Linked DNA regions of Mus musculus: all the other regions are linked to region 1. A link is a contact called in ENCODE Hi-C or POLR2A ChIA-PET data. All regions are on one chromosome and are shown on one strand. The core of a region is the stretch at or near the end of the contact, and the rest is flanking DNA. Distances in the headings are between cores, read along the strand shown. Region 1 holds the start of Dtx2 (deltex 2, E3 ubiquitin ligase). Region 2 holds the start of Ywhag (tyrosine 3-monooxygenase/tryptophan 5-monooxygenase activation protein, gamma polypeptide). Region 3 has its middle 17 kb from the start of Ssc4d.

What was found. Hi-C counts contacts between places; a loop is a spot of excess contacts on that map. ChIA-PET counts read pairs that join two places held with the same protein, here RNA polymerase II (POLR2A).
Region 2: POLR2A ChIA-PET joins it to region 1 with 13 read pairs in Patski. The contact joins the promoter of Ywhag here to the promoter of Dtx2 in region 1. POLR2A ChIA-PET finds 5 or more read pairs at or near these places in 4 of 5 experiments (Patski and embryonic stem cell).
Region 3: a map of regulatory T cell shows a loop between it and region 1 (2.2-fold over the local background). The contact joins the enhancer-like site here to the promoter of Dtx2 in region 1. A Hi-C loop is called at or near these places in 1 of 37 maps with a recorded cell type or tissue (regulatory T cell). POLR2A ChIA-PET finds 5 or more read pairs at or near these places in 4 of 5 experiments (Patski and embryonic stem cell).

Annotation. Positions count from the first base shown.
Region 1 is chr5:135,993,297-135,996,497 of GRCm38, reverse strand. Dtx2 (deltex 2, E3 ubiquitin ligase) reads right to left here and starts at 1,698. Exons shown (of 11, transcript NM_001256096.1): 1 at 1,532-1,698; 2 at 46-208.
Region 2 is chr5:135,933,036-135,936,236 of GRCm38, reverse strand. Ywhag (tyrosine 3-monooxygenase/tryptophan 5-monooxygenase activation protein, gamma polypeptide) reads left to right here and starts at 1,596. Exons shown (of 2, transcript NM_018871.3): 1 at 1,596-1,914. The coding sequence starts at 1,828. Gm40346 (a long non-coding RNA gene) reads left to right here and starts at 1,921. Exons shown (of 2, transcript XR_868594.2): 1 at 1,921-3,201.
Region 3 is chr5:135,956,066-135,959,266 of GRCm38, reverse strand. No RefSeq gene overlaps it. Among named protein-coding and RNA genes, the nearest start is that of Ssc4d, 17 kb to the left of the region's middle. Within about 2 kb of position 1,571, at least 1 of the 3 ENCODE cell types and tissues checked has a DNase peak (open chromatin) inside an H3K27ac peak, as active enhancers do.

The DNA.
Region 1 (3,201 bases), core at 449-2,948:
ACCAGATTTCAAAAGCTGCAAGGTTAACTTCCCCGCGGCTCTCACCTCCTCTTCACTGAAGAGCTGGCACCAAACTGTCCCTTCTTGATGAAAGCACCAGATCCTCAGAAGCAATAACTTGTCTGAGCTCCCATCTTGATAGGAACAGCAAACAAGAACCCGGCAAATCTGAGGCCTTGCTGACTCAGCCACACCGATTCCGAGGTACCTTTGCCAAAAAGATGATTAAGTCTTCAGTGAAGAATCGGCAAGAGAAAATGAGCGCACAGATGTTGGGTCCCGTGTGCTGTGGCTGGCAACTGGAAATTACCAGGCTTATTTTCCAACAGCTTGGGCAGGGAGCAGAAGCTAGGGACAGTCTTTCTCAGCCCACTCAATTAAACCCTTTCTCAGAAAAGTCTGCGTGAGGACTTCAGAAACCGGTCCCACGGATGGTCCATGAAGGAAATCAACACACCAGAGAGGATAAAAATTTGACCAAAGTCACACAGAAAATAAGCAAAGAGACTTGACACCTTGACCAACTGAAGTCAATCCTGATTCTCGTGGCTACTGGGAACTCTACATCACAGAACTGTTACTTTTGGGTTGTTGGGGGTTTTTTTGTTTTGTTTTGTTTTAAGCAGGGGCCACAGTATATAGCTTAGGGCTGGACTGGAACTCCTGAGTCTCCAGCTTCTGCCTCACAAGTGCTGAAATTACAGTCATAAATCACCACACCTGGCTAGCACTCTTTTGGGGAGTGAGAGGGATGTAATATAGTATCTTGTGATGAAGCACAGGCAAGCTTTAGCTACCCGCAAACCTTTGTCTCCCAAATACTGGGATTATAAATGTGCAACACATTGCTGGGCTCTCTAGAATTTTAAAGGGGCTAAGACGGCACGGAGAAAAGAGAGTTCATTAAAGGTCTTGCCTGTGAACACATTCCCATTCATGCCACTGTGGAGGCAAAGCTAACGCGGGCAACCCTGCAGCTGTGTGAGGGATAGGATGAAAAGCGGAGCTTCAAAACAGAGACACCCCAAAGTGCCCCAGAGACCCAGTCTGACACAGACCGAGAATGGAAAGGCAAACGCCTCCAAAGTCCAACTCTCTCAGACAGTGGTGGATCCCTATCGCCTGGATGTAACGCCCCCACACACACACAAACGCTCCAGGACTGAAACTGACCCCTCAGGGAGCCAGGGTAGCAATAGCCTCACTGCTCTTCCAGGTCCTGTAGGACTCAAACTGCCAGGGATGCGACCCCTGTCTCTGCAAAAAATAGGGCTCTTACCACACCCAGCCCAGTCCCCAACGCTCAGAGCGTCCCAACTGCGACTTCCCGCCTCCAGGACCCTGGTACCGAGGTGCCCAGGGCTCCCAACGCCCCCAGGACTCACCCATCCCGCCGGCACGGCCCTCCCTCCTCGCACGACCGCCCCCTTCCGGTCTCAGCTTGGCTCAATAGCCCCCTCTCCTCAACCCACCCACCCACCCTCGGGACCCCAGGCTGGGCGCCAGCAGGTGGCCCGCCCGTCCCGCTCACCGAGTCTGAGGGAAGCAGAAGGAACAGGTTGAGAGGACCGCCGACCTCCGGGCTCAGCTCCGGCTCGGCCTGGGAAGAACCCTCGAGTATGTCTCCGACTCCGAGCCGGAGGCAGCCGGAGTGAAACTCGGCGTCGCAGCCTCCAAGCACCGCGCTGCGCATGTCCACCTCACGCAGTGCCTTCTGGGAAATGTAGTTCTGATGAAGCTGAGTGGGCTGAACCAAAGCACACCAGCAGATATAAATGTACCCAGCCTTCTCTTTCTCCTACTGACTTACTCCCTCGCTAATCACTGATGCATTTGATTTTTAATAATTTTTATATTTCTTTTTATTATGTGTGTATATTCTGGAGGGGGGTGTACTTACAGAGGTCAAAGAACAACTTTAGGAGTCCGTTCTCCGTGTCCACCTTCACGTGGGTTCCACGGATCGAACTCAAGGTGTCAGGCTTGTCAGCAAATGCCTTTACCCTCTGAGCCCTATCGCCAACCCTGATTTTTCCTTTTGTGGTGTTGAGGATCAAAGTTAATGCAAGCACAGTAGACAAGTGTTCTACTACTAATTAATCCCCAGCTATAAGAGTCCACTTGTAGGGGTGGAAGGGGTCCAGGATCTCATGTACCTCGGAGTGGCTTTGAATTTGTGATGTAAGCCTAGGCTGCTCTTAAACTCTTGAACCTCCTGCCTCTGCTTCCTAATTGCTGAGCTTACAAGCACAGTCTTTAAAAACATAGATTTAAAATTTTTAAATAAGAAAAGAATCTATTAAAAAATGTTAAGCCGGGCGTGGTGGCGCATGCCTTTAATCCCAGCACTCAGGAGGCAGAGGCAGGCAGATTTCTGAGTTCGAGGCCAGCCTGGTCTACAAAGTGAGTTCCAGGACAGCCAGGGCTACACAGAGAAACCCTGTCTCGAAAAACAAACAAACAAACAAAAAACAAAAAACAAAAAAAAAAGTTAAACCTTGGCTTAAGTTGGCCTGGCTCAGTGGTAGAGCACTTATCTATCGAGTAGGCAGAAGACCCTGGATTTGCAAAAGAAGTCCTTAAAATTCCACTTCACAGAGCCTGTTCCATTCCCAGAACCTGCTCCCGGCTCACCAAGCAGAAAAGATGAACACAGCTAGAGAAGTCAAGGAGGCCTGGCCTCAGCAGTGTCACTGAGGAGCAGGGGTGCTTGCTACTGTTTTGCTTGGAAAGGCAGAATTGTGTTGCTTCCTGCCTCTGCTAATTGGTCTCCATCTGACACTGCAGAGGGACAGTCTGATAAGACACAGCTGCTTTGCTCATTATTTCTGATGAATGGATGGCACCTGGCATTTCCTAGTGCCGATGGTAGCCACCAAGGACCCACGTATAATCTATACAGCCAGAAAGATCTTAATGACTTCACAGCCCAAAGAAAACGTGTCTGTCCCCAAAAGCTCTACATAAGTCCCTCCTAGTGGAAGTAGGGGGATTTTTTGTTTATTTGTTTTGGAGACAGGGTGTCTTAGCACCTGGCTTCAGAGATGGCCTGCAACTACTAATCCCCCTGTCTCACCTTCTGAGATTGCAGGTGTGTACTGTTGTTCCCAGCTATAGAGGAGGACCAGGCAGGGGGAGCGGGGGGGGGGGGGGGGGGGGTTACCCAGGGCTTCCTGCACACTAAGCAAGCTCTCTGCTGAC
Region 2 (3,201 bases), core at 347-2,846, 60 kb after region 1:
GCAGGCAGATTTCTGGGTTCGAGGCCAACCTGGTCTACAGAGTGAGTTCCAGGACAGCCATGGCTACACAGAGAAACCCTGTCTCGGGGAAAAAAAAAAAAGATATAAAAGAGGCATAGCCAGACGCAGACACATCTGGAAGAGTCCAGAGTGGTCATGACCCTGAACCATGAAGAAAGGGGAACCAGCCAGGAAGCCAAAGGTACAAAAGGAGCAAAACAAGGGGTGGGTAAACAAAAAGTCTGGATTATATAGGGAAGAGCCCCTGGGCAAAGGGCAGCCCCTCCCCCTGTGCCCCAGCTGGCCTGGAGAACCTGGAGGCCAGGTTCACTTTGGTATGTTAAAAGTTAGTCAGCTGCTTGTTGTGGGTTCAAACAGTTGTCTCCTTTTTTTTTTTTTTTTTTTTTTTTTGAGCCGAGTGCTTTGTCTGCTTTGTGTATTGTTGTGTGCTAATGTACAAAGTCATTGGAACTGGGCCGGTGCTCAACGTGTTGAATGGATGAAGCAAAACTCTACAGTCAAGGCCATTGTGTTGGTGCATGCCTATAATTCCAGAACTTCGTCTAGAGTCACCTTAAGAAGTGTAAGACCCTACTTCAAACCAAACAACTCATAAAAACACAATGAAAATAAAATACGCAGTCAAAACTATAGCGGGTGTGCGTTCAGGCAGGCGTTGGTCCAGTTCACTGGAGAGGAAGAAGGGAGTCCCCCAGGGTCAGTCTGCAGGCAGCTACACCATTTAGGGAAAATAGGCAATATACCGGGCGGATATGTGTCATTCTATGATTTCATCCAGTTAAGTCCGATGTTAAAGTGCATCACTGGAGACTGCAACCATGGTGGGTGTGTGTTAGACAGTTGTCCAAGGGTTGCATCATTCACGCGGCCATCTCTAGGACAGGTTCACCTTTTCCATCTTTTCCATGGTGGTGGTTGGGCAGTTTGGATTTACGGTGTCTGTACTTCTTCTGCCTACTTTATATTCGTGTTTTTCCCCTACCCCTCCACCATGACCAGTTACTTCAGTTTCAGAGAGTCCAGATCTAAGGCCTTGACCTTTTCTTTCCTTCCAACTGCCCAGAGGCTATGGGGCGAGGCCGTGAATCAGCACTCGCTTAGGCTAGTGTAGACTGCTTCCCCGCCAGGGGTCCCCAGCGGCTGCGGGTTAGACCCTGCCCCCCATCCGGTCCGCCTCTGCCTGCGCGCAATGCCCACTGGGAGATGTAGTCTCCACCACCCCTTTGTCCTTGGTCTGCTCTGTAATTCAGCTTGCTGCAGGTCAAACTACAATTCCCAGGAGGTCACGCGCCAGAAGCTATGCAAAAAAAAAAAAAAAAAAAAAAAAAAGGGGGGGGGAGAGGCCCCCAGGGGGCAAGGAGAGGTGGGTTTGATGAAGCTGAGGATTTACGGTAAAGTGAAGAAAGGGGCACATTAGGGAGCAGTGTAGTACTGGGGATACACTGAGAAAATCGCAAAGAGCCACCGCGAATGTTCCAGTAGAAGAGAAGCCCAGTAAATGCAGGACCGGGCGGGACCGGGCGGGGCGCGCGCATGCGCGAGTAGGCGGTGACTTTTACGTCACCCGTGTGGGCGGGACCGCAGGGGGTTGTCCGCCCGCGGCACGCATTGGAGCCGCAGCCTCCTTGCGCCGGGTCCCGCGGTCGCAGCTCGTGCCGCCTCCTTCTCCTCCTCGTCTCAGTAGCTTGCTTCGTGGGTCGGTCCCTCCGACACACGAGCTCCAAGCCGCTCCTCTCTTTTCCTGAAGCCCTTCAAGGCGGTCTTCGGTTTCCTTCTTTCCAGCCGATCCTCTTCAGCCCTGTGAAGATGGTGGACCGCGAGCAACTGGTGCAGAAAGCCCGGCTGGCCGAGCAGGCGGAGCGCTACGACGATATGGCCGCGGCCATGAAGAACGTGAGTGTCTCCTCCCCTCCCCCCTGCCTCGCCCCAGCCTCTCCCGACACCGCGTTCCTCGGCGTGGAAGGCATGCTCCAGGGGCATGTTGTCTTGTCACGACTATAGGGTCACCTCTCCATCTCACTCCTTGGAGGGGTTGGGGACGGGGGCTCATGCACCCGAGTGGTGACGCGGCCTCTTTCCCAGCCTCTCCGAGTTCGGGGCTGGGGCGGGGTCTTGCGTGGCTGGTTTCTGCTGTGGGGTGGGGGTCTCTCTGTGACCCTGAATGTCCAGAGACCTGAGTTGGGGGCCGTGCGCATCCTTTGTGCCCCACTTCCCCTCCTCCCAGTTTAGGCGTGGGGGCGGGGGGACCGCATGGATGCGGTTCCTCTTTCTCTCCCTGGTGTCTGGGCGGCGCCTTCCCCATTCACTCAGCAGGTCTCCCAGTTTGCCGCCTCCCCACTCCATCACCCCCCCCCCCAATCTTTCCCACTGACACATCCTTTAAAGACGTTTCGGGAAGAAAAAAAATGTAGGACCCCCTCTCCTAAAAGAAAAAAGAAAAAAAAACCCAGCCTCAATGATGTAAAATCGAAACCACCTTTCTCACGTTTTTTTTTTTGTTTTTTTTTTTTTTAACAAAAGGCTTCCTTTTAACCATTCCCCAAAGCAAGTCTGTTAGGAAGGGAGGGATATGTGTGTTGCTGGCATTCCCATTCATGGCCCTCTATATAGCATCTTCATTTTTCATTTTATTTATTTTCCATTTCAAAGGGTTAACTATAATGCCTTTGAATGTTAACTGACTGAGATATGCAGTTTCTCTTTTAATTGCAGGCACGAGTCTGCAGAAATTCGTTTGAGTGTAAAAAAATATTCTGTCTGATCTGATACTGCAAACAAAGCGGTGGTGGGAGGCAGTATCAAGTCATTCCAGAAGATTCTGCATTTGTCATATTGCAGAGAGCCTAGACTGGGTGGAGGCTGGGAGGATTTATTTTAAAGGGGAAAAAGTCTTTTTAAAAGAATTTTTTTTTTTTTTGTTAAATGTATCCGAGGCTTTTTTTCTTCTGACCTAATGTATCCTCGTTCTGACGAGAAGGGAATACTGTCGCATTTTTGTCTGAGATGCAAAATCCTAACTAGTTGCACCATTTTGTCAGTTACTCTCAATTTATTAATGAATTGGGGACCAGTTTGCCAGCGGGGGTGGGGGGGAGGTGCTCAATATTCCAAAATTCAGTAGAAAAATTACTATTACAGTTTTCAAAAATTAATAATTGGGTTTTCCACTCTGTTAATATC
Region 3 (3,201 bases), core at 322-2,821, 37 kb after region 1:
ATTCCTGCTTGCTTGGGTTGGTTTGATTGCTTTGTTTTGCTGTGGTAGGACTGGGGATTAAACCTAGGCTGGTGAGATGGCTCAGTGGTTAAGAGCACAGACTGCTCTTCCAAAGGTCCTAAGTTTAAATCCCAGCAACCACATGGTGGCTCACAACCATCCATAACAACAATCTGATGCCCTCTTCTGGAGTGTCTGAAGACAGCTACAGTGTGCTTACATATAATAAATAAATAAATATTTAAAAACAAAAAAACAAAACCCACCTAGGACCTAAATCATGGAAGGCAAGTACTCGACCACTGAGCCACAGCTACAAACTCCAATTCTGGTTCCCTACCCCCCACCCCCACCCCGCAAAGATTTATTACTGAGTGTGCCTGTGTGTAGTGATGGTGATGATGATGATACAGGGCGTCCAGTTCTATCACACGCAGATCCCCTGGGTGCAGGCTTTCTCCTCAAATGCTGAGTTAGGCTAAAGGATAGCAAGCTCCGGAAGTCATCCAGTCTCTGCCCTCCGTAGTACCAGAGTTATAGGCATTCCTGGCCACTCAGGTTTTACTCCTGGGTGCTGGAATCCCCACTTGGGTCCCCAACTTTGTACAATGATTGCTCTTACCCACTGAAACACCTCTGCATCTGTGTATAAATGTTTTCATACATGGCTGAATGTTGCCCACGTGTATACCCTGTGTTCACCACAGTCACAAAGCGTTGGAGCCCCTGGTAGTGGAGTTATGATGGTTGTAAACCACACCACGTGGGTGCTGGGAACTGAGCTCAGGGGCTCTGCAAGAGCAAGTGCCCTAACTGCTGGGCCAGCTCTCTAGGCCCCTCTTACTTTAAAAAAAAAAAAGGCTAATGCATGCATGTTTGAGTACATGTGTGGTACATGTCACAGGAATTCTTTCCTTCCATGCGGGTACCAGATTCTTGATACCTGCTGAGCCATCACGCCAGCTTGGCCCCTCATCATCTATACCATCGTCCGGACCCTATGTCCTGGTCTCTACGTTCCTGAGGATGACTTTAAGTTCTGGTGAGTTTTTCGAAGTGCAGCAGGCTAGCCTCCCTTGTGTATTTGTTGTCACACCTGCCTGACAACTCGAATGGGAGCCAAACCTTGAGGATTGATGGATTAGCAAAAAGAGAAGAGGGGAAAAAAAAAAAAAAAAAAAAAACGAGGCAACTGGGATTGACTTCCTGTAAGGTCAAACTCCAAACTTCCAGGGTCTTCCCACTCAGGCACTGCTCCGGGAAGTGTTCTTAACCACTGTGCAAACGGAGGAAACAAAAGATCAGTGAAAGGTCCAGGGTTTTTCTGGGTCATCAAAACAAAACAAAACCAACAGAGTCCAGGTGTTGGGATTCCCACTGGAGCCCCGTAAGCCTCGACGGCCGGGGCGGACAGGGTAGGACGTGACGTAGCCCTGCCCTTCCGGGCCCCAATAACTCACGCCTTCCTGCTGAGTCACCGCAGGAGCTCAGAGGAGAGCCCGCCCTGGGTCGGAACTGAAGCCACGCCTCTATCTTACTGAAGGATTTTGATTGGGTAGCTTTGAAACTGGTTCAGCCAGTCGCAGCAAACGGAAGGTTGCTGGTTAGGTGGGGCAGGGGCGGGGCCACGCTCTTCGAGACCTTTCCATGCCTCGGGGCGGGTCTTTTTTTTTTTTTTGTGCAGAGTTCTAGGTTTGGTCTGACAAAGGAATTGAGTCCCCGGTACAGCCCATACAAGGGAAGGAAGGTCAACCATTCCCAAGACACTGTAGTTTAGGCGACATTTTCAGTCCCCGCGGACCTTTGCGGATTACAAAGAGTATTTACCAACAACAACCTCTGCGCCACAAGGCTGCTTCTCTCCTCACCACCCCACCCCCTCACCCCTTTTAAAAATGCTTTAGTCAAGGTCTCATGCAGTTCAGGGTGGCTTGCCAAAGGTGACTTTGAGTTTTTTTAATTTTATTTCTTCCTCTGCCCACCCAACTGGGGTTACAGGTGCGTGCCACCCCTGCTCATTTATGCAATTCTGAGGAACCCAGGACTTCACTTACGCTAGGCAAACGCTCGACCAACTGAGCTATATCCTAAAGCTACTGATATTTTCATAAAAGACCATTTGGTTGGTTTTGTTTTTTTCGAAACAGTTTTTCTGTATGACGCTGGCTGCCCTGGATGGAACTCAGTCTGTAGACCAGGCAGGCCTCAAACTCAAAGACCTGCTTGCTGAGATGAAAGGCATGCGACGCTTTCACAGAGGACATTTAACCCACAAAGGACTGTTGAAATTGTAAAACCGGTTCACAATAAAACCAGAATTGGAATAGGGTGTGGTGGCACTATGGGGTAAAAAACATCTAAAATAAATCAAGATTAAGGAGGCTGGTGTGTAACTCAGCTGGTAGAGCTCTGTCCAAGCATTCAGAAAGTCCAAGGTTCAGTCCCCAACTCAGTTTGGGTCAGCGAAAGGGTTCCACAGGTAAAGGTGAGGCCATGTGGCCACACACACACACAATTAAAATGTCTTTTTTTTTTTTTAAATCAGCAACTACAAAAAGAAAATAGATTTCTAAAAAGGGAAGAAAACAAACCTCAGTGTGGTGGCTGTCACATGCCTAAAGTCCCAGGGGTGGAGACAGATGGTCACCCTCAATTATACAGCTAATCCAAGGCCAGCCTATGCTACATAAGACATGGTCTCAAAAACAAACCAATTAAAGAATTGGAAAAGGTTCCCCACCTCTGGCAAACATGAACAATAAACTGAGGGGTGTTGTGGTTGTGGTTTTGTTTTGAAACAAGACAATGTAGCCTATGCTGCCCTGAAATGTGTTGTGTAGCCAGAAATGAACGCAGACTTCTGAACTCCCTTGCCTCAGAGACAGGATCTCACACTTCAGTCCAGGCTGACCTCAAGCAGTTTCCACCCCCATCATCTTCCCAGTGGCTGGTTTTATAGATGTGAGCTACCTCAGGTGGGTTAGACTGAGGATTTTAACACAGCCTGCTGTACCACAGCAAATTCTATGTGTAGCATCACCCTGACCGAGTGTCTGTCGTCTTAAGATTGGCCCTGCCAGCCAGGCATGGTGGCACATGCCTTTAATCCCAGCACTTGGTAGGCAGAGGCAGGCAGATTTCTGAATTCGAGGCCAGCCTGGTCTACAGAGTGAGTTCCAGGACAGCCAGAGCTATACAGAG